Regions from separate parts of the Homo sapiens genome. Here region 2 is linked to region 1. Evidence: read pairs that join two places in POLR2A ChIA-PET (ENCODE). Cell type or tissue: MCF 10A. All regions are shown on one strand. Links, peaks and the distances in the headings refer to the core of each region. The heading gives the core; the rest is flanking DNA. Region 1 has its middle 98 kb from the start of LPGAT1-AS1. Region 2 overlaps LPGAT1 (lysophosphatidylglycerol acyltransferase 1).

What was found. Peaks named below come from ENCODE experiments on the same cell type or tissue, not always from the same donor. Only the 100,000 strongest peaks of a DNase experiment are listed, where the experiment ranks them.
Region 2: POLR2A ChIA-PET joins it to region 1 with 10 read pairs; 5 of 35 experiments call an interaction of 5 or more read pairs at or near these places.

The regions. Positions count from the first base shown.
Region 1 is chr1:211,923,215-211,935,220 of GRCh38, forward strand. It overlaps the pseudogene LOC124904505. Among named protein-coding and RNA genes, the nearest start is that of LPGAT1-AS1, 98 kb to the left of the region's middle. RefSeq lists an enhancer at 5,128-5,629. In MCF 10A, for the core only: no CTCF peak of the experiment used is centred there; DNase peaks (open chromatin) are centred at 5,267 and 5,957.
Region 2 is chr1:211,809,342-211,821,347 of GRCh38, forward strand. All of the region lies in intron 2 of LPGAT1 (lysophosphatidylglycerol acyltransferase 1), which reads right to left. Among named protein-coding and RNA genes, the nearest start is that of LPGAT1, 15 kb to the right of the region's middle. In MCF 10A, for the core only: no CTCF peak of the experiment used is centred there; a DNase peak (open chromatin) is centred at 4,470.

The DNA of each region.
Region 1 (12,006 bases), core at 2,715-10,714:
AGCAATCACGTATCAGGCATGTAGTTGCTACCCAGTAAGTGGTTGCCAGGTAAACGACTGAGCATCTGAATACTGCTCCTTATAGCACCTAATAAAAGGGGAACACACCTTATCTGAAAAGGTGACTCGGCAGTCAGGTGTACTGTCACTTAACAGGGAGTCATCACACGATGCTTTTTACTGCAGAAAGAGATAAAACAAATGGATCTGCCACACAATGTAAAACATGAGGGCAATCATTGCGCACCTCCATGCCTTCTGCCTGTCACATGTTAGTGACTTAAAGATACACTTACAGGAAACGATAGTATATACTTCCGAATTGCAGTGGGTTATCTGCTCAGCTGCTCTTCTCTGGGGCCAGTACAACCTCCCCTGCACTTCTGATGCACACACCCCTAGATAGTTCCAGGTGGTCATGTTCATGCTGTGACCTGCCCAGATTCCTCTCCCAGGAATTGGGAATTTTGGACACAGAAGCACAAGGAAAGGGAGCTGTCTGGGGAGGCAGGCCCATTATGGCAGCCTCCTGGAGGGAAGCCCACCACCACTGCTACTGCGCACCCAAGATCAGCCACAGCAACTGCCCATTCTAGGCCAGCACAACACAGGAAAACACGACATGGAAATACATAGACTCTAGTAAAACACACACACACACACACACACACACACACACACACACAGATGGAATCAGAAAGCTTGCTAGTCCTCAAAAATAAAGATGTAAAATTTGGAAGTGAGTTACTTTTTCTCTGTTGCTCTCCTCACTTCTGTGGTATCATCACGGCTTGTATTTTACTGAATATTTCCGACATTTCTAGAAACCTATGGAGGGCAAGAATGTGTCTTATTCACCTTTGTGCATCTCACTGGCCTAGCCCACCCCTCACCTCCACAGGCACTCGATGGACACTGATGTAGCTGAATTAAGTTTGATTGACTAGGACAAAAATAATGAATTCGCATGTTTCTAGGGTAAACAATATTAAAACTATGCTCAAATTTAATCATTTATCCTTCTTTCTATCCAGATATTATTTAGGAAACAGGCAGCCATTAGGTAAGTGCCTGTGCTTTTTTAAAAAGGGGGGAAACAGAGATGAAAGGGAAACTCCTGTGGCACATTTCCCATTTCTTGTCCCCAGCTCCTGTGCCTTTGCCTCTCTTTAGCGCCCTTTCTCTGCCCTCGGCCTCCCTCACCACTTCATGGCCCCAACTGCAGGGCTGTGTGCTGTCGGGGGCCCCACCGCAGACACCGCGAGTTGTGTCTTACTATGCAGTTTGGACAGGGCACAGAGGGCAACTGGGCGCTGCCATTCTGGACACCTCACCGAGTAGACTCTTGCCAGAGCCCAGCTGCCTTTCTGAGCTTTAGAACCAAAGAAAGACATGGCTGAGGGAAGAGCCACGAACCAGGAGTGGTCAGAAACGGGTCACCAAGAAGGTCCCCAAGATGGTGAGCTTGGGGGAACGACAGAGCAACCCTAAGGAGTCCTTTGGCCACTGTTTAAGACTGAGTAGCCTCCCCGTTGGAAGGGCTTTTTATTTTTTTATTTGATTTATATTTTATTTTATTTTATTTTTGAGACATAGTCTCACTCTGTCACCCAGGCTGGAGTGCAGTAGTGTGATCTCAGCTCACTGCAACCTCCACCTCCCAGGTTCAAGCAACTCTCCTGCCTCAGCCCCCTAAGTAGCTGGTATTACAGGCTCATGCCACCAAGCCCAGCTAATTTTTTGTATTTTTAGTAGAAACGGGGATTTGCCATGTTGGCCAGGCTGGTCTCAAACTCCTGACCTCAAGTGATCCACCCACCTCAGCCTCCCAAAGGGCTGGTATTACAGGCATAAGCCACCGCACCCAACCGGAAAGAGCTTTTTATAGTGATTTACTGATCAGTGAATTTGTCACCTAAAAACACTCCAGAGGTGTGGGTGATGGTTTTGGTGAGATGGGGAGAGGTTCTGAGTCAAGAGCGGCAGTCTTATGCTTAGAGCAGTCAGGGCTGTTACTCCAGCGCCAGGTGTCCCCTGGCCACACCCTCCTGTCCTGCCCTCTCGGCTGCCTCACCCCAGAAGGCAGCTGTGTGGTGCTGACTGAGATGCGGCTGTGGATGCAGCTGAAGGCTGCCAACATTCAAATGCCTTCCCTGCTGGCTGCTCAGAAAGTGCCGGACAAAGGAGAGGGAGATGATACAGACACATTTCTTAGAAATCTGTAAACCTGTATTTGCCTGTGTGCTACACTAAATATTGTATACAATGAAGGGGGCCTTGCACTTTGAGGGGATTCCTCTCATGTTTCAGAATGTTAATGATAAGAAAATGTATTCTTACATTATTTTTCTATGCCTGTACTATATCTTGGAAAGTAAGCAATTGAGGTGATTTTTTTATACTGCAGACCCATTAAAAATAATTGAAATATATCTTTTGATTATTTTCTTCTGCTTATTTTTATTTATTTATTTATTTTTGAGACAAGATCTTGCTCTTTTACCCAGGCTGGAGTGCAGTGGTGCAATCTCGGTTTACTGCAGCCTTGATCTCCTGGGCTCAAGCAATCCTCCTGCCTCAGCCTCCTGAGGAGCTGGATTACAGGAGTGCACCACCACATCTGGCTAATTTTTCTTTTCTTTCTTTCTCTCTTTTTTTTTTTTTTGTAGGGACGGGGTCTCAGTATGCTGCTCAAGCTGGTCTCGTACTCCTAGGCTCAAGAGATCTCCCTTCCTTGGCCTCCCAAAGTGCTGGGATTACAGGCACGAACCACTGCACTGGGCCTATTTTCTTGACTGTGAGTAATACATGTACCATTTAGAAAGAATCACCTTATTAATATTGCTATAGACCTTCTTACTTATGTACCTTTACATGAAAATATATTGTGTTAAAAATAATTAGATCATACCATAACCATAATGTTTTGAAACTTTATTTTACTAAAAAATATATCATGAATGTAGTTCAATGACAGTCAACAGATGTACATCATCATCATCAATCTTAATATTACATAGTTTTCTATTTTATGGAGTAGTATAATTTGATCAGTTTCTATTTTAAGACTTTAGATGGTTTCTAATTTTTGTCTTAATAAACCACATTTGATAAATATATTTTTATAATACCTCTGCTTTCTTGTCTGATCACTGTTTTAGGAAAATTTCTTAGAAGTATAATCTTTACATGATTTTTCACTCATAGCCACTCTTTCATCTAGAAAAACTCTACCAATTTATACTCCACCCCACCCCCAACAGGAATGGCATAAAAGTCTATTTAAAATAATTTTAAATTTGTTTTTATTAAATATTAAATACATACAAATAATATTTCTAATGTGAAGGACGTAAAGAATACACAGATATTTATCTGTGAACCCACCATCTAGCTTCAGAGCTAGAATATCACCAGTCTCCTAGAAGCCCCCCTGTGCCTTCTCTGACCCCATCCCTGCACTCCTCCTCCTCAGAAGAAGAATCCACTTTCCTAAACTGTGTCTCTACCAGTTCCTTGCTTTTAGTTAGTTTTACCACATATGCTTGTATCCTTTAACAATATGTGCCTTAGTTCTGCATATTTTTCCTTTATAGAAATTAAATTGTACTTATGTATTCTTTTATAACTTGCTTTAAAAAATTTGTAAATGAAGTATGTCACACATTCAAATGCCTTCCCTGCTGGCAGCTCAGAAAGTGCTGGACAAAGGAGAAGGAGATGATACCAGACCCATTTCTTAGAAATCTGTAAACCTGTATTTGCCTGCGTGCTACACTAAATATTGTATACAATGAAGGGGGCCTTGCATTTTGAGGGGCTTCCTCTCATGTTTCAGAATGTTAATGATAAGAAAATGTATTCTTACATTATTTTTCTATGCCTCTAATATATCTTGGAAAGTAAGCAATTGAGGTGATTTTTCTTATACTGCAGACCTATTAAAAATAATTGAAATATATCTTTTGATTATTTTCGTTTAATTTTTTTAGAGAAGTGCATGTATATTAAGTTCAGCGTGGTGCATTTTCTGAGGGAGCACATGCCTAGATCAAGACACAAAACATTACTAGCACCCCAGAAACCCTTTTGACTCCCTCCCAGTTACTGTCTTTGTCTGAAAGGAACCACTATTCTGACTTCTAACACCATACAATTTATACAAATGGAATTAGAGTGACTGACTTCACACGCTCAACTTTATGTTCATGCCTCTTGCTATATGTAGCTACAATTCACTCATTTTTACCACTGTATAGTGTTCTATTATACAAATATATAATTTATATATCTATGTATCTATTGATGGATATTTGGGTTTCTTCCAGCATTTGCTCTTATAAACAGGGGTGTTCTAAGCATTCTCCTATGTGTCTTCTTATGCCCAGGTGCAAAGGTTTCTTTAGGAGAAACTAGGAATGGAACTGCAGGGTCATAGAATATAGTTATTGTTTGCTTTAGAACACGAACTCACCACTTACCACTCAATGTCATACATGAACTCACCACTTACCACTAAAAAAAAATTGGCCAATCTAATAGGTAAAAATTAAATTCATTGCTTAAATTTGCATTTTTAAATTATATTTATTTCACTATTACTTTTTTTTTTTTTTTAACTCCTGGACTTAAGCAATTCCTCCCATCTCAGCCTCCCGAGTAGCTGGGACTACAGGCAGGCCCACTGCTCATAGCTACATTATTACATTTTTTTTTTTAGCTGTTCATTGGTCATTTTTATTTTTTCTTTTGTGGATTCTTTGTGTTCTCAATTTCCCATGCTAGTTGCTGATCTTTTTCTTAATGATTTGTAAATGCCTTTATATATTAAGGATATTACTCTGATATCTATTATGAATGCTGCAAATATATTCCCTATAATTTATTCTATCTTAGAGTTTGGCTTATGATACTTTTTGCCATTTAATGTTTTATTTCTTTCCCCTGGGATGTGCAAACTCCAGAGAAATGGGGTCAGTGCTCCCCCATTTCAAGTTTTAAATTAAAATTTTTGTCCAATTAGTGCCATCATTCTTTTTTTCTTACAGGCTCTGCCCTTTCTGCTGTTGGAAGCAGGTTTAAACATGCTTTTCTACTCCAGGATGACGCATTTGTTAAGGTGACTTTTTATTTTTCATATTTACTGAGTAACTGGTTTTCCCAAGTTGCTGTCCAGAGATAGCAGTGGCTGGGTCAGGGTGTGACCTGCTATGCAGACTTTAGAAGCAGAAGTGATGATGCAGCTTCTGTTATCTGGAGATCTGTTTTCATCACACAGAGGATGATAAGTGAATTCACTTGTGTGCTAAGGCCAGTCCTTTGCTTCTTATGCAAAGGATGTGGAAATAATAGTCCTTTCTCCCTAGAACCCAGCAGGTAGGCTGGGCTCATTACAACAGGGAAATTTCACCAAAGCAAGAACACCTGAGGGACAAAACTGGCCTGCCAAGACCAACCAAATGAACTCTCCAGCAATTGCCTGGCATGGGCTCCCCTCCCACAGGGGTTGCTGATTGCTCAGGCTTTTATAATTCTTGAGCCCTGTTCCAAGGAGTTTTTGTGGTTTAAATCAATATGCTTCTGGGAATAAGTGCCCTTATTATTTCCTCGTTCACATTATTTGCTGTGCTCTTATAGCACCCTGACATAATATTCTTTGTGCTGCAGTACAATAACAGTCCTTTCAGGAATCTCTAACAGCTTTCTAATTAGGACCTACAACCTCACGACAGATGGAGAACATGAAGCCCAGAGACAGGGATGGTGAGGCTTCACCTTGGTCACAAAAGAGCCAAGCTTCAGGGCCTATGGGCTACACTGCTTATCTAGCAGTGATTGCAGAATTATAAGGCTGCTTCAGGGCATGGCAGGGAATGCTGGATCCTTTGCAGTAAGGCTTAGGGGCACCCGCTATTGAACTAGCCTCTGCCATTTCTAGCCACACCCAGGAATCGGTTGAGCAATAGCTCTTGTGTTTACAGCCACTTCTCAGTGGCAAGGCTCAGACCGGAAACTGCATGAAGGCTAGGTAATTTGACACTGAATTTTGCGTTAAATAGTTAAACTTTCTTGATTACCTACCATGTGCCAGCCACCATGTTGAGCACCAGGAAGGCAAAGATGAACTCCCAATCCCTCCCTTTGGATATTTACAGTCTAGAAGAGGAGACAGATCTGTGAGCAGAACATTATAAAGTTATCAGAAGCCGGGTGCTTTACTAGAGAGTAGAACAGAAGGCCAGTAGTACTCAGCCCCGGGGCCTTCAGTGTTCTTCCTGCTTCCTGGAAAGGAGGACTTTTGACTTGGGTAAATCATAGGAGATGGGCTGGAGCTTGCTGGGCAGAGTTGGGAGAGAAGTGCGTTGCATGCTGAGAGCCAAGCACCGACAAAGGCCCAGAGACGTGCAATGTACTGGGGTTCAGGGAGCAATGAGAAAGTCAGCATGTCCAAAGTGGCCATGGTCATCCCACTGTTCTTTCTCTTGTCTATTATTACAACAAAAATCTCTCTGTCTATGCTCAATATTTTATTTCGGATGTTGAAAAGGCTGAACATTGTTTTTGTCTTTGCCTTGTTGCTTTAACCCTTCATTTCTCCTCAGGGACTTGTGGGTGCCTCTGAGGAGGGAAAGGTCACGTATCTTTCCTGAAAAAAAAGCACAAAGATGAATATCTCACTGCAGTATGAGGACACAAGGTGGGGCAGTTCAGGGAATTTGGGGCAGGAACCCAGCTGGGCTTTCTTTTACCATCTTTACAGCAGAAAACATGGCCTTGGAAAGCTTCCAAGGTTACCTGTCCAGATCCAGTCATCCAGAGGGAGGTCCTGTGGTTCAAAGCTTGTTGCAGAATCCATAGATGAAAACACATGGCAGGTAGGGGTGTGAGGGGAAAACACGAGCTGGCAAGCAACCTAACACACGGCCCACGTAGGAGCAGAAGCCTCAGATTTGAGCTTTAGGAATTGGGTTCACAGCTGGCTCTGGAATCAGGCTGGACTGCAGTGGTGGGAAACCAAAGGCCACCTCTGGCTTCCTTTCTTTGCCTTTTTTTTTTTTTTTTGAAATGGAGTCTTGCTCTGTCACCCAAGCTGGAGTGCAATGGCGCCATCTCAGCTCACTGTAGCCTCCACCTCCCAGGTCCAAATGATTCTCCTGCCTCAGCCTCCCGAATAGCTGGGATTACAGGCACGTACCACCATGCCCGGCTAATTTTGTATTTTTAGTAGAGATGGGGTTTCACCATGTTGGCCAGGCTGGTCTCAAACTCCCGACCTCAAATGATCTGCCCACCTCAGCCTCCCAAAGTGCTGAGATTATAGATGTGAGCCACTGTGCCCAGCCTCTTTGTCTTTGTTTTCCCTGGTGTCTTCCTTGCTCACTCCACCTTCCACAGGGTCTTCCAGGTTTCATATACCTCCTTAGTCAACACAAATAATGTGTGTCCTGCTCAAGTCTCCCTCAGTGCCACTTGGACACCTCAGCTAGACCTTGGCACCACGGACACTCACTGAGTACCCTGACATAGGTGACAACATCTGGGAGCTTCCTGGGGGCAGGGACTCTGTCCCTGCTACACATATACATGATGATTTGCACATAGTAGATAGTCTAGGAAAAAGAAGGGCCAGGAGGGAGGAAAGATGGACAGGGAAGAACCTAGCTGGAAACTGAAACCCCAGCCATCCAAAGCAACAACATATTCTAAATTCTGACCAAGAGGAGGCTGCTGCTGGAGGAGGGTGAGAATGACTAGGAGGAAAGAGATAGATAAGTACTCTTAAAAAAAATTAAAAAAATTAAAACTTTCTTGCAAGTTTTAGTCACTGCCCACTCCCTCCTACCTCAGCCCTCAGTTCAGAGCCTCAGCTGCACTTGAGGCCCACGGTGAGCCTCTGTGATACTAGCAGGCCCTGCTCCAGCCTCTCCACTGCTCAGAGCTCAGACAGCTTGCCTCTCTGCCTCAGTCTCCGAGGCGAACACTGGGGATGGCCAGCAGGCAGATCAGCCAGGATTGCTTCAAGCCAGGGTGAGAACCAGGGCTGGAGGCCAGAATAGCCAGGGAGCTGATGGGAGGCATGGGGCAGTGGAGGGAGCTGGCTGCTCCTGGCAGGACATGGTAACATTAGCCTCCATTTGTCTACAGTGCCTCCGACCCCAGGGCCATGCAGCTAGACTGCTTCACACAGATGGATTGGGATACGGGCTATGGAGGAATACTGAGTATTGTGTCTGGCTAGAAATCAGGACATGGAAGGACGAACAGGTTTTTCACGGATGGAGGGAAGAGTGTTCAGACAGAGGGAAAATATGAGCAAAGCCACAAAGGTAAGATAGTGCAAACTGAGCTCATGGAATGCCCAGGGTGCCAGTTTTACTGCGGGCTGGGATACACACAGAGGGCCGTAGAAAAGAGAGGTCTGGGCCGGGTGCAGTGGCTCACGCCTGTAATCCCAGCACTTTGGGAGGCCGAGGCGGGCAGATCACGAGGTCAGGAGATCGAGACCATCCTGGCTAACACGGTGAAACCCCGTCTCTACTAAAAATACAAAAAATTAGCCGGGCGTGGTGGCAGGCGCCTGTAGTCCCAGCTACTCGGGAGGCTGAGGCAGGAGAATGGCATGAACCCGGGAGGCGGAGCTTGCGGTGAGCCGAGACTGCGCCACTGCACTCCAGCCTGGGCGACAGAGCGAGACTCCGTCTCAAAAAAAAAAAAAGAAAAGAGAGGTCTGGCTGCTAGGCCTGTGTCTAATTGTGGAGGATCTTCAATGATATATTGAAGAATGTGCACTGTATTGGGAACCCAGTTTTGTTTTTTTTTTTTTAACAAGAAGAGTGAATTGCAGCTGGCGCGGGGGCTCACATATGTAATCCCAGCACTTTGGGAGGCCAAGGTGGGTGGATTGCTTGAGCCCAAAAGTTTGAGACCAGCCTGGGCAACGTGGTGAAACCCCGCCTCTACAAAAAAATACAAAAAATTAGCCCGATGTGGTGGCACGCGCCTGTAATCCCAGCTACCCAGGAAGCTGAGGTGGGGGATCCCTTGAACCCAGGAGGTCAGGGCTGCAGTGAGCTGTGATCGTGCCACTGCACTCCAGCCTGGGCAACAGAGTAAGACTCTGTCTAGATTTAAAAAAAAAAAAAAAGAAGAATGAATTGGGAAGCAATGGTAAGAAAGGTTCACTCAGAGGAGACTGAAACTAGCAGCAAGGAAATTAGGAAGTGAAAGCAATATTCCAGGAAGACATAATGAGGTTGTGAACTAGGATGATGGTAGTGGGAAAAGAAAGAAAGCACGTTGTGAAGAACAGCACCCCGTTCCCCAAAAGTAGGACAGCTCCTCTCCCTGCATGAACACCTATCTCACAGAAACATGCAGACACACACACTTAGGAGGTGAGAGAAAACACAGCCTCTTCACCGTCACTCTCTTCTCAGCTGTCAACCCCAGCCCTCCCCAACTCCACCCCCACTCCACCCCCACCACTTCTCTGTGCACCCTTCTCCTGTTCCCTCCATCCCATTCTGGGCAATGGCTGGAGGCATCCGCTCTAAGGACAGAAAGAGTCACACGAAGGTTATTTATATCTGCGGCTGCACTGCCTGAGCCCTTAGTCTCGAAGGCATGTGTTTGGTGGGGAGCTGGGCCACAACGCATCTCCCAGGCAAAGCCCTCCTGCTGGGAAGTCTGCAGCTGTGGCCTCCATGAAATCTTGCTGATAAAATAGGGCCAAGAGGTCATAGAGTCCATTCCTCTGCCTCCAGAGAGGCTCTTGGCAAATGCACCTCTGTGATTGAACAGGCTTCCTGTCTTAAGGCCCTTCAGAAGCACCCATGAAGCCTGAATGCTTCCTTCTTTCAGTATGTAATTGTTTCTAGAGTTCACTAAGTTCTTCCTTATACTCAATGTAAACTTCCTTGCTTCTTGCTCCATTTTTGGGGGGTGGCAAACTCTCCAAAACCTTGTTAGTAGGGAAAGAGTTCTGATCAGTTAGGTATGAAGCACCCATTGAACCTTGGGGCTTATGTCCAGTAGATTTGATGGTGCAAACTAACTTTGGATATAAGCCCATTTATTTTGCAGTTGACCAAATAAGTCTCAGAAAGAATGACAGGATGTCTGGGTCGGCTCACTGCACTGGTGATACTTCTCCCATATCTTCCTGGCACTCCCCTGCCCCCTCTCTCACTTCCCCAGGGATCAATACTTGTGCTGACAGGGAAGGCTGAGAGATGGAAATACCCTCCTCCCAACAGAAAAGGATACATTCCTCTTGAGTCTAAGAGCTTTTAGTCCCTTCTAGGTCCTCAAATGAGACCTGGAACGTCATCCTTCTTTAAGGCAGAGATGACCTGAAATGTCACTGTTTTGTAGGGCTGAAGTTCCTGTCCCCGCTGCTCTCTGGGCCACTGGGCCAGGCTGGCCAATCCACCACTGAGGAGGAAGGCAACCAATATCTGTTGGGCACCCGCCAGGCACCAGGCTTTGTGAGTGTTATCACATTTAATCTTCACAACTCTTCAACAGGGTAACTATGAGCCCCCTTTCACAGATGAAGAGGCCAAGGCTCAGAGAGATGTGATGAGAAGAAACAGAGACTCGGAGAATAGCCAGGTGGCTGATATAGGGTGTGGGACAGTGGAGAGAGCTGTTCGTTCCCATTAACAGGACCTGATAACATTAGCCACCATTTATCCACATTGCAGCCAACCCCAGGGTCGGGCAGCTGAGTGTACACAATACTGGTTACAGAGAAATATGAAGGATCGTGCTTGGTTAGACAAATCAGGGTCAGGGTGTTTCTATAGGGTCTGGAAAGACAGATGGGTTTTTCTATGTGGAATAGTTGGTGTCAGGGGAGACTGAATTCTGACAGGAGTTATTTCCCTCTGGCCAAAGCTTTGTGGGAGTTTCCCATCTTCCCCAATCACAGAGAATTGAAGCAGGCTTAAGATTGCAGTGAGAGGCTGAAGTGGGAGGATCCCTTGAACTCAGGTTGAGGCCGCAGTGAGCTATTATTGCGCCATTAAGCTCCAGCCTGGGTGACAGACCCCTCATTTTTAAAAAGTAAAAATTAAAAGATTGCAATGAGTGGTTTAGGTTGGATATAAGAAAAACTTAGTGGGTTGTGAGGATGGTTAAATACCAAAGGAGACACAGGGTGAGTGAGCCTTTGTGAAGGGCTGCACAGGGAACTGCAGTGGCTCTGCCCTGGGGAGTCCTGTCCAAACCCATTCCTTTCTCCTTTCACTGGAGAACATGATCAGCCACGTGAGGAAGCTCAGGCTCACCCTGAATAGTCACGGTCAGAATGTGTTTCTCACCACCCTCCCTCCCATGGTCTCTGCAGGAAAGAGGGGGTGGCATGGCCGTGAACCCCAGGAGCTTGGCCACCACTGTATTCCCAGCACCTGCTATGCTGTGTGTGTTTGACAGACATCTCGTGCATGAATCAAAGAATACCTTCTCAAAATGGTTTATGCCCTTGCTGGCCATGCCTTTAGCATACATCCGGAAAATCTGTGTTCGAATTCCTTCTCTGACAAATGCTGATTGAGCTGCAGTGCCTTGTGATGTCAGCTGAGTTACCTTCAGTGCTCAGGAGTGTTTTCTTTTCATCAGCTACTCCTGGTCAGCCACTTGGGAGTGGGTGGGGGGCAGGGGGAATTAGTGCCTAGGACAGATTCTCAGGCCCTCTCATGTGTCAACAGCCCTCAAGGAGATTCCAGATGTGCTCACTCTCAGAGACAACAATTCTAGCCAGGCTAATATGCTTTTGAGCATCCCAAGGGACATGGTAACCATTGAGTAGGATAGCTCTGATGTTGCTGAAGGGATTCTGTGACTATACTTATTTCTCCCTAATACTCCAATACCTTGAAATGTGACACGGAGGGGTTCAAATCATCCAGCAGCCTGGCCAGAGGCAGCAGCAGTTTCTGTAAGGAGACAGTATTTAACTTTTTTTTAAGTGTAAACTCCTGTCTCCTTGAAGTTAAATATTTC
Region 2 (12,006 bases), core at 1,416-9,415, 120 kb before region 1:
CACCCTTTTAAATAACTCCTTTCATTTATGTATAAGTTGAGCAACAACACTGAATTCAGAGATTCAAATGTAAATCAAAGGTCTTTTAATTTTATAACATTGGGAAAACTTTAACTAAGTAATGGAATTTAGCAGTATCGGCCTTAGATTCCTGATATGGTTTGGCTGTGTCCCTGCCCAAATCTCATCTTGAATTATAGCTCCCATAATTCCCATGTGTCGTGGGAGGGACCTGGTGGGAGGTAATTGAATCATGAGGGGCGTGTCTTTCCCATGCTGTTCTCATGATAGTGAATAAGTCTCACGAGATCCAATGGTTTTATAAAGAGGAGTTCCCTTACACAAGCTCTCTCTTGCCTGCCGCCATGTAAGACATGACTTTGCTCCTCATTCACTTTCCACCATGATTGTGAGACCTCCCCAGCCATGTGGAACTGTGAGTCATTCAAACCTCTTTCCTTTATAAATTACCCAGTTTTGGGTATGTCTTTATTAGCAGTGTTAAGAACAGACTAATACAATTCCTAAAATGAGTAAATGGAAAAAAGGAAATTCTAACATCTCCTAAAGGTAAAGGATTACACCAAATTGCCAGGAATACGTGTACAACATGAATACCTCTCTGTTTTGCTAACAGAGCTCTAAAAAGCTTTAGAACTGAACTATTATATATAGTAAGGGTTTTGATCTTAAAGAAATGTAGAGCCGGAAAGGAATTTTGAGATATTTTAAGTCAAGCAGAAGAAACGTAACTCTATGGTTCCTCCCTGCCTGAATGAATTAGTTGAAAAGAAAAACACAGATGGTAAATATAATTAATTTACACCACCTCCTGTTCACTATCCCCCAAAGCACTAATTGATATGTTCATTCATTCAACTGGTTTTATTTTCTTCAGAGAGACACAGGGTTCTACCACTGCAGAAGACATAAAAGTATACTAGAATTCTATCATGAAGTAATTAATGCAATTCAAGAGAAAGTAGAACGTGACGGAAGATAGAGGGTGGAAGGAAAAAAGAAAAATTAAAACAGATAAACATTTTAAATAGTATACACAATTTGCCTGCCTTTCCAGTCAACAGATGTATGCCCTGGAGTACAGATAGACTGGAATCTTGAATATGCTGTTCCCTGTCATATTCAGCTCTCATGCCCATCATCATGTCAGCATCTCATATGCCCATCATCATGCCAGCATCTCACTTAGCTGTGTGATTTTTGCTTTTTAAAGGTATGTTTTCTTCCATATAAAACTTAAGTCAACTTTTTAATTGAGGTAATACAATCCCTGTCTTCAAGAAGTTTGCTCACTTATTGGGAATAAAAAACAAACTGTGAAATAATACAATACACACGAAAATATGTACGTACCACAGAAGCTAGGAAAAGAAGTCATTGTGAGCTGAAATATGAAGGGAAGAGATACAAAAGACAGCGAGAACATGCCCGGGTAGTAACCTTCCTGGGGAGACAGCTGGTACTGAGAAGAAGAGGAAATAAGATTATATCTATAAATACAAATTCAGATTATAGGATTACTTTTAAAAGTCAGATACTAGACTTTAGGCCAGGGAATACAAAATTCCTGTTTTATCACCACACAGGTGACAACAGAGGGAAGTAGGCTTCCTATATGACAATAGGGAGCAGTGGGACTGTGTTTAAATAAAGAGAACATTCACCACCCAAAGTGGGGAGACACTATTCAGCTCTAGTCTCTTGCTGATATTTGGAAACACAGACCCAGGCTACCATATCCTCCAATTCTTTAAAAGTAATTGGAAAGTCAAGAGTTTTTATGAAAGTTAAAGAAAGAGGACATTAACAATGAAGGAAGGTTTATGAGCAAGCAGGGAGGAATGAAATCCAAACAAAAGGACTGGGTCTTGATAGGAGGGACATTCTACACTGCAGCAGAAAGAATAAAGGGAGGGAGCACCCAAAAGATAAGGCAGGCTTGGGCCAGGTTATTAAAGCACGAGAATCCTTAACATTATGTTATAAACAACAGAAAGCCAGTAGGTAAAAGGAACTGATAACATACGGGTCAGAGGGAAGGAATGAAGAGCTGTCGGGAATGATGGAGGCTAGTTTGCTAAATGGGGATTTTTTTTAAAGATGGGAGTATCTTGGCTCAGCACAGTGGCTCATGCCTGTAATCCAGCACTTTGGGAGGCCAAGGTGGGTGGACTACTTGAGGCCAGGAGTTCAAGACCAGCCTGGCCAACATGATGAAACTCCGTCTCTACAAAAAATACAAAAATTAGCCAGGCATGGTGGTGTGCACCTGTAGTCCCAGCTACTCAGGAGGCTGAGGCACAAGAATTGCTTGAACCTGGGAGGTGGAGGGTGCAGTGTGCCAAGATCCTGCCACCCGCCACTGCACTCCAGCCTGGGCGACAGAGTGAGACTCTGCCATCCCGCCACTGCACTCCAGCCTGGGCGACAGAGTGAGACTCTGCCATCCCGCCACTGCACTCCAGCCTGGGTGACAGAGTGAGACTCTGCCTAAAAAACAAAAAAGATGAGATTATCTTTATATCCTGGAGGATAAGAGCATTCATGGTATAATGAAAACACATGGGCTTTAGAGCAGCCCTTCACTCAAAGACTAGCTCGGCTCTTGCCAGCTCTATCACTCACATTGTGCACATTACCTAACTTCCACAGATCTTCATTTGCTCACTGATACCACTTCCCTTGACAGGATTGTTTTCAACATTAAGTAAGAAGCCATGTGTAAGCACTTGTTAAACGGCCTGGCACAGCAGATACTCAATCAAGGTGTTTCTTCTCACTAGAAGCATTACTGGTTATCTGTGTTGGCACAGAAGTTAGTCTCCCTACTGCAGAATGAAGTAAAAAGGCTTGGGAGGGCTTTCTTTTTAACAAAAAGTCTTATCAAAGGATAAAAAGTTTCTAAGGGAACCAGAGAAATTAACCTAACCAGGAAACTATACATGGAAAAATCTAAGGTTACAAGAAAAAAACATCATTTTGAAAATGGTATTAATAGGATGATTAATGTAAGCATATGACACAGAGACAGGAAAGAATAAAGAGATTAACTAGAACACACTATAGGTATAAGGTTCTCACTGAGCAAGGAGCCCAAACCTAGAGTCCATAGGATCCATTAATGGACTTCAGAGTTGTGACTCCTTGAAACTGTAAAATTGTGACCATGTGCAAAGGTTCTATGGAAAGCTGAAAAATGCACCCCTCCACAACCCCAAAGATATCCATGTCAAATCCCTGGAACCTGTGAATGTTACTTTATATGATAAAAAATGTGATTAAGTTAAGAATATTGAGAGGAAGTGCTTATCCTGGATTATCCAGATGAACCTTAAATCCAACGACTCGAGTCCTTGTGTAACAGAGATACACAGAGAAGAAAGGGCAGTAATGTGACCCTGGAGGCCGAGGCTGAGTGATGCAGCCACAAGCCCAGGAATGCAGCCCAGATGTTGGAAGAGGTGAGGGATCTCCCCCAGAACCTCTGGAGGGATCTTGGCCCTGCTGACACCTTGATTTGAATGTCGGGCCTCTAGAACAGTGAGAGAATAAGTTTATGTTTCTTTAAGCACTTCTGTAGTAATTTGTTTTGGTAGTCACAGGAAACTAACACAGGTGCACCCTTCTAGAGGGAGGGGCTATTTACTTTCATCAGATTCTGAAAGAGGTTCTAATAAACCTCCAAAGGTAAAAGAACTACCACTGCAGAAAGTAAGCAAAACTGTCTATAAATAAAAGAATTAAAAAATTTTTAAACGAGCAAAACAAGTAGTTATTTGGATAAGGTCTCATAGCTACTAAATGCTGAAGTAAGAATTTATCTATGAATATAACTCAATATTCATTTCATTATCTCTTGGGGTTCAACTCTACGAATGCATTAAAAGGAAGTGATTCCCAAACAATTCAATAATTTGTTAAAAATATAAGTTCCCAGGCTCCACCCCGATGTACTGATACAGAATCTCCAGGGTACAGGAATATATATATTTATGCTTATAAATACGTATGTTTTCTTACTTAAAGCTCCTCAAATAATTCAGATGTTTAGACAAGGTTAGAAATTATGACTACGAAGCAGGGGTCCTCAAACTTTTTCTATAAAGGATCAGAGAGCAAAATTTTCAAATATGCAGGCCAAGAGGCAAATGAGGGTATTATGTCGGTACTTATGTAACAAATTTGTTTTCTAACAAATTTCTACGAAAATTTTATTGACAAAATTCAAAATAAAAAATTAATAATAATTGAATACAATTTATATAATGCAGGTCTACTAATGACAAGAATGGAATTATTTCTCAGGAGAGAACATTTTGCTTAACTGGAGTTCAAAGTTAGTGTTCTCTTAGCATCAGGTTGATTGCAAATGTTCATCTGTACAAGCTTCTTAGCTGGAGGGGAGTTATGAAACAGGCAGTGAGCTGGATTTGGCCCAAGGGCTGTAGCTTGCCAACCTCTGCAGTAAGGTACATGAAAGAAGAAAGAACCACAACCCCTGCCCTTAAGCAATTTACAAGTCTGTTAAAGAGACAGGAAAAGAAAAGGTAATAGTCAAGAACATGAAGGAGAAATCTGAATGTTGTAGAGCAATGATTCCTAACCTTGTCAAGTATGAACATTCTTTTTTAAGGTCAAAAAATGTGTCCAGCCTTAACATATCAGTTCTTTTAGAATTGAGTGAAAATATCCATAATAAAAGTAACAACAAAATTTAAAAGCTTTTAAAGGATTTCTTATTAATCAAAACAGCAGCCACATATATTTGAAAAACATTAGCACATATTTACAAGACACATTATTTATTCATCCACAGATGGTACTTAATATGCGTATGGATTCCTGACCCCCTGAGATAACTCTGAAGCACTGGAGGAAATCTCAGCCCAATAGTTAGGAACCACAACTACAGAGTTGATGCCAAAGAGGTTCAGAGGGAGGCAAAGAGTGGAAACTGGAGCAGTGTGGAAGGGTGTCACAAGGTTAGACAGGCAGGTAGAAATTTTCAAAGAAACAAAGAACAGATTTTGGGGAGAGGAAGAATGAAACTGAGAAAATGAGGAGGGGTTGCAGGAGAGCAGCCTTACTAAAGAGCTTGGAACAGGACCAGATCCATGGGGGCTCTGGACCACTCAGCCTGATTCTGCCAACAGAGCCAACATTTAAGTGCTTTCCATGTATGGAGTGCTGATATGCATTCTTTCATTCAATCCTCACCAAGAACAGTTTCCTAATACACTAGCTGTGTAAGTAAATGATCCCGGTTTCATCAGGTACAACCCTAAGTGGGTCAGGATCTAGACTTTTCCACCTTAAAAAATAAAAAATGTAAAAAGTCTTCCCTTGACCCTATATCACTCCCTCCAGTATCACCCTCTACTCCTTCACAGCCAAACTTCTGGAAAATCATACATTCTTGTTTCCATTTTGTCCTCTCCCATTCATCATTCATCTTCGACCCACTCCAATCTAGTTACACTTCTACCACCTCAACAAAGCTGCTCTTGCTAAATACAATAAAAGATATGTCAGCTCTCATCTTGGAAAATGTAAATAAATGCTCAGCTGCATTCAGCGGGTCCCTGCATTGAAACACTGTGGACTTCTGTGACCCCACACTCTTAAGGCTGGCATTCCTTCCACTTCTTCTCTTCCCATCTTCCTCTCTTAACCTCCAAATGGTGGCATTCCCTCACAAGTTAATCCTGGGCCTCTCGTCACTTCGTACTGAGATATCCCTAGGTGATAGCAGCTTTAAACACCATGGATAATTTGCCGATTTCTCTTTCTAGCTCAAGTTTCCCTTACAAGTTCCAGACTGCACATCCATGTCAATTTCACAGCTCCACTTGGATGTTTTTCATCTACCCTATGCTAAATTTTTAAATTTTTAAAATCTTTCCTCTCAGTTACCTCCTCTCTAAACTTCCCCATCTACCCAGCAGCTCACACCAGAAACCTCAGGGGCATCCCTGTCACCTCTCTCTCTACCTCATCCTCCATGTCTAATCTCTCAGCAAGTCCTGACAATTTTCCCTCCTATAAAACTCTCCAATCAGTTCACTTTCCATCTCCACTGCCATCATCACTAGACCAACCATCACCCTCACCTGATAAGGTGAGAATCTTCCACACGGTCTCCTGGCCACACACACTGGCTTCTCTTGAGTCCATTTCTACAAAGCTGCAGAGTAGAATTACAAATGGGAATCTGATTTCATCATTCCCTTACTTAAAACTCTTCGATGGTTTCCTCAAGATAAATTTCAAAATCCTTAATATGCACTACAAAGCTTTAAAGGATTTGGCCTCACCAGCTTCCCTCAACCACTAAACTCCTCTCCCCCTCACTCCCTCCCTGCTGCAGCCACTGGCCTTCCCTTTGTTCCTCAAACATGACAAATGCTTTTCTTTTTTTTTTTTTTTTTTTTTTTGAGACTGAGTCTTGCTCTGTCACCCAGGCTGGAGTGCAGTGGCACAATCTCGGCTCACTGCAAGTTCCGCCTCCCATGTTCACGCCATTCTCCTGCCTCAGCCTCCTGAGTAGCTGGGACTACAGGCGCCCGCCACCACGCCCGGCTAATTTTTTGTATTTTTTTTAGTAGAGACGGGGTTTCACCGTGTTAGCCAGGATAGTCGCAATCTCTTGACATTGTGATCCACCCGACTCGGCCTCCCAAAGTGCTGGGATTACAGGCGTGAGCCACTGCGCCTGGCTTTTCTGCCTTTGTGCATGCTGTCCCTCCTCCTAGCTTCACCTGGCCAACTCCTACTGATTCCTCAGGTCTCAATTTCAGTGTTCCTTTCTCAAGGGCATCCCTCCCTGGCACCACTAGTCTCAAGCTCAAGTCCTCTGTCTCATCCTCTCATAGCCCTTTTCACATGTGATTCCGTGGTTATGATGTGACTCCTGTTGTCTCTCTCCCACACTAACATGTAAACTTCTTAAGAACAGCAACTATGTTGTTTTGTTTGCCACTGTACTCCCAGCCACCAGCACAATATCTGACACAGAGAAGGCACTCAAATTTTTGCATTAGAATAGGTGACTGAATTAATAAATTGCTTTGAAGCACTGCAAAATTTACAAACATAAAATCTAATTAGTTAATATTTTATTCAGACTACGGCCTAAATTATTTTTATTGATTGATTAAAGCAAGAACTCGATTGAGCTACACTACTAGCTAGGCCTGAATAGCCTCAGATATATTTCTAAGACTACCTCATAAGTTAGCTTTTATTCATTTACACATGCCTTTTCCCAAAAGGCTAACATAATTATTTTCCTAGACATTAATATAATAATGATCATTCTAATAATAATGAAATTATCATTTATAGAGTGCCAAACACCAGGCTTCACTTTACATTCAAGTTTCATAACCTCCATTTTTACAGATGATGAAACTGAAGCTCAGAGAAATTAAGCAACTAGCTCAAAGATAAAACTAGCAAGTGGGAGAAACAGGATCCAACCTCATACTAGCTCAAAAATCAATGTTTTTTCCCCAACACATCATGCTATCTCTAATATACTTATTTTGCAATATCTATTATTTGTTGAAAATACATCTGTATACAAATATCTGAGGCTTAACACAGCTTAGAATGATTATTTACACTTTATAATGGCTGCTCAATTCAGAGTCTCATATACAAAAACAAATTCTATCCCAACCGTATAAAACAGCCTGCAACAATTATTCCAAATGACATCCTAGTTCCTTATCCATGTAACCTATACTTATAAATTTAGCCCCCAGTTAATTTTCTTCCCTTCAAGGACCTCAATTAACTTTAATAAATGGAACCATCATATTAGGGGGAAACGTATATATTGATCTCTGTTTTTCAAAAAACTTGTCACAAATGCATTTTGAACATGCAGTTCATAACGAACTCAACTATTCATAAAACCATCCGTCGCTGGGCATGGTGGCTCACACCTGTAATCCCAGCACTTTGGGAGGCAGAGGCAGGTGGATCACCTAAGGTCCGGAGTTCGAGACCAGCCTGGCCAACATGGCAAAACCTCGTCTCTACTGAAAATACAAAAATTAGCCGGGCATGTGGCCGGCGCCTGTAGTCCCAGCTACTCAGGAGGCTGAGGCAGGAGAATCACTTGAACCCAGGAGGTGGAGGTTGCAGTGAGCCGAGATCGCACCACTGCACTCCAGCCTAGGGGACAGAGTGAGGCTCCATCTCAAAAAAAAAAAAAGAAAGAAAGAATTTTTAATAATCTAGATTTTAGATAATTATATTCTTAAGAAGAAATGAGACATTCTACTAACTAATGAGTGTATAAACAACTGGCAACATTTTACCATGTCAGTAATAGGATACATGAAACTTGAAAAACCTTGTGACCACAGCTTTTGGTAATGGTGCTTCATTTTTTCGTTCCTATTAAATGCCTCTGCTTCATAAAATCAGCAGTTGAGATTACTAACAAACTTTCAGGTTTTTTGTTTTTGTTTTTGTTTTGAGACAGAGTCTCACTCTGTCCAGAGACAGGCTGGAGTGCAGTGGTGCGATCTCAGCTCACTGCAACTTCTGCCTCCTGGGTTCAAGCAATTCTCCTGCCTCAGCCTCCCGAGTAGCTAGGACTACAGGTATGCACCACCACACCAGTCCAATTTTTGTATTTTTAGCAGAGACGGGTTTTCACCATGTTGGCCAGGCTGGTCTCAAACTCCTGACCTCAAGTGATCCACCCGCCTTGGCCTTCCGAAGTGCTAGGATTACACGCGTGAACCACCGTACCCAGCCAACTTTCAGTTTTTAATGGCAGGGTTCATTAGTCTTAGGCACTACTAGGGCATATAAATGCAAAACCATGCTTAACAGAAATAGACTAGTAATTATAATTTAAATATTTTAAAATGAACATCACCCAAGTCTCTGGGATCCAAGCAAGTATCCTTAATAAGTAAAGTAGGCCCAAAATAAGACAAGAAGCAGGATCTTGGATAAACTGGACAGTAAAGGGGGTGGTCATCATGCAGCTCCAGCAAATCGTTACTATGCAGGAACAAGGGCTCAGCATGGCCAGATCTCTAATTTCTCAAGAATAGCTGGAAATGTGGAATTTGTTTTCATGTTTTGTGAAATCTCCCTAATTTGAAATGTTGACAACTAATTTAAGTTTAAATAGTGCTAAGACAAAATAAAACAGATCAGCTTCTGAATATGGCCACTAATTTGCAAACTCTGAAAAGAAACTCCTAAAACAAAGCCTAAATACTCAGCAAACCCTAATTTTAGATTAGGAATGGTAAACTCTTATGTAACAATATTTGTCAAACTTTGGAGTGCACTAGTGATCTTTAAAGTTCTCAAGGCAGACCAGACCCTAGAGCTTTACTGTATTAATGTCACATTTATTTCATATTCCTTACTAAAGTACCAAAGGTAACTCACTCCTTCCATTCGTTTTGATGACATTTTCTTACTGCAGCCAAATGGAAATAGAGTGGATGTCTTAAACATATGCTACTGGTAAGCAGTCTAAGAATCAAAACACGTTGGAAACCACTGGGAGACAAAAGAAACACACTTTGGAGCCTACTTTATGCTTTTCAACAGACCTCAAAGAAAATTAATTAGATGGTAAAATTGCTCTCCATTCTATAATAATCAACCAGTGTACAATAGGATGGTGGCAGTGCTATTTTAATTATAATTACATAGTTAAACAAAAATCTTGTGTTGTACTTTTTGGTATGGACATAGCAGCATTATAGGCATGAATCTTCTGGGAAAATACAGATAGCAACAAGGAGAAAAAACTGCGCAAAACTGCTTTTTCAGAAAACCTAGGAGAAAAACAAAAATATAAAAATCCCAGGCCGGGTGCGGTGGCTCATGCTTATAATCACAGCACTTTGGCAGGCCAGGTGAAAGGACTGCCTGAGGCCAGGAGTTTGAGACCAGTCTGGGCAACTTGGCAAGGCCCCATCTCTACAAGAAAATTAAAATAATTACCTAGGCATGGTGGTACATGCCTGTCGTCTTAGCTACTTGGGCTGAGATGGGAACGATCACTTGAGGCCAGAAGTTTCAGGCTGTAGTGAGTTGGAATGCACCATGGTATTACAGCCTGGGTGACAGAACAAGACCCTGTCTCCAACAACAACAAAAAAAACCAAAAAATTTAAATCTAAAAAATAAAACCACCAAAGTACCTGAGAACAAGGCTGAGATCAAACAAGGCATACAATCTATGCTGGGGTGGAGAGCAGCTTATAGGGCAAGACAGTGTGGCATGTGATGAAGAGGGCCTGACAGTGGCAGATCTCAGAAAGCAACAGAACAATACCTTTCCTTAAGAAAAGAGTTGCCGCGCACGGTGGCTCACGCCTGTAATCCCAGCACTTTTGGAGGCCGAGGCGGATGGATCACCTGGGGTCAGAAGTTTGAGATCAGCCTGGCCAACATGGTGAAACCCCGACTCTACTAAAAATACAAAAATTAGCCAAGCATGGTGGCAGACGCCTGTACTGCCAGCTACTCGGGAGGCTGAGGCAGAGAATCGCTTGAACCCAGGAGGCAAGAGGTTGCAGTGAGCCAAGACTGCACCACTACACTCCAGCCTGAGCAACAGAGTGAGACTCCGTCTCAAAAAAAAAAAGGCAGGCAGGGGGGTGGTTTACATTGGCATGCTGGAGCCATGTCCCTCCAATCACAGCTGCAAAGGAAGGAGTGGAAAGTTCAGAATTAGCGGCAAAAGACCTTCTAGAAGGTCTAGACATTTTTTTAGAGAGGCAGAAGACTTGTGGCCACACAGAGAAACACACCCAGGTGTCATATGTGAAAAAGACTACCTCTGAGGCAGAAATCTGGAAATCTACCCTGGCCCCATACAAACCTCCTACAAATAACAGATTGAGGAAAATCCAATTCATTAAGTCACAAGGAAAAAAAGGTAACTGGCATGGTACTGACTGAGAGATACTTTAAGAAAAATGATAGATAATGTACCAACTGTCAGAGTACACTAAAAAAAAATTACAATGGAGAAGACAAAAATTATAACTGAATAATTTTGCTTGATTTTAAGAAAATCAGTGAAGCCATCATCACTAAGAACAAGACCACAAACAAGAAATACAAGAACTCAAGGGAGAAATGTCTAGATAACAGGAATAGGGAAGCATGAATTGGTAGAACTAAACAAAAAAAAAAAATAGAAGAATAAACAAAGCCATCACAGAAATGAAGAAGAAACTGATAGGAGAACAAAGAAGAGACGTTGCAGAAAACACAGTAAAAGACATGAAAGAAACAAACAAATGAAAAACGGTTTAAAAGGATTAAAGGAAAAATAACAGATATAAAAGACATACAAAAGGAGATTCAACATACATATAACTAAGGTCTCCAAAAAGGAAAACCAAAACAATGAGACAAAGTAAATATTTAAAGATATGATTAAAGAAAACTTTCCTGAAATGAAAATACGTTTGAATCTAAATATTAAAAAGGCACACATGTACCAGGAAAAATTGAGCTACACAGTCAATACCACTATATCCTAATAAAGTTACTAGATATGAGAGATAAAGGGAGAATCCCTTTGGGCAGACAGGCAAAAAGACCAAGTCAATAATAGGAAAAAATTCAATCTGGCTTCATATAACATTTAATATCAGAAGACATTTGTATAATACCTGTAAGATACTCAAAAAAAAGAAAGTGTGAGGCAACATGGCAAAACTCCATCTCTACTAAAAATACAAAAATTAGCTGGGTGTGGTGGTGCATGCCTGTAATCCCAGCTAATTGGGAGGCTGAGGCAGGACAATTGCTTGAACCCAGGAGGCGGAGGTTGCAGTGAGCTGAGAACGCACCACTGCACTCCAGCCTGGGAAACAGAGTGAGACTCCATCTCAAAAAAACAAAAAACGTATAAAGCAACAAAAGACAAATTCTGAAAATGTTGTAAGAATAATATCCTCATCTTGTTCCCCTGAGCCCTTATTG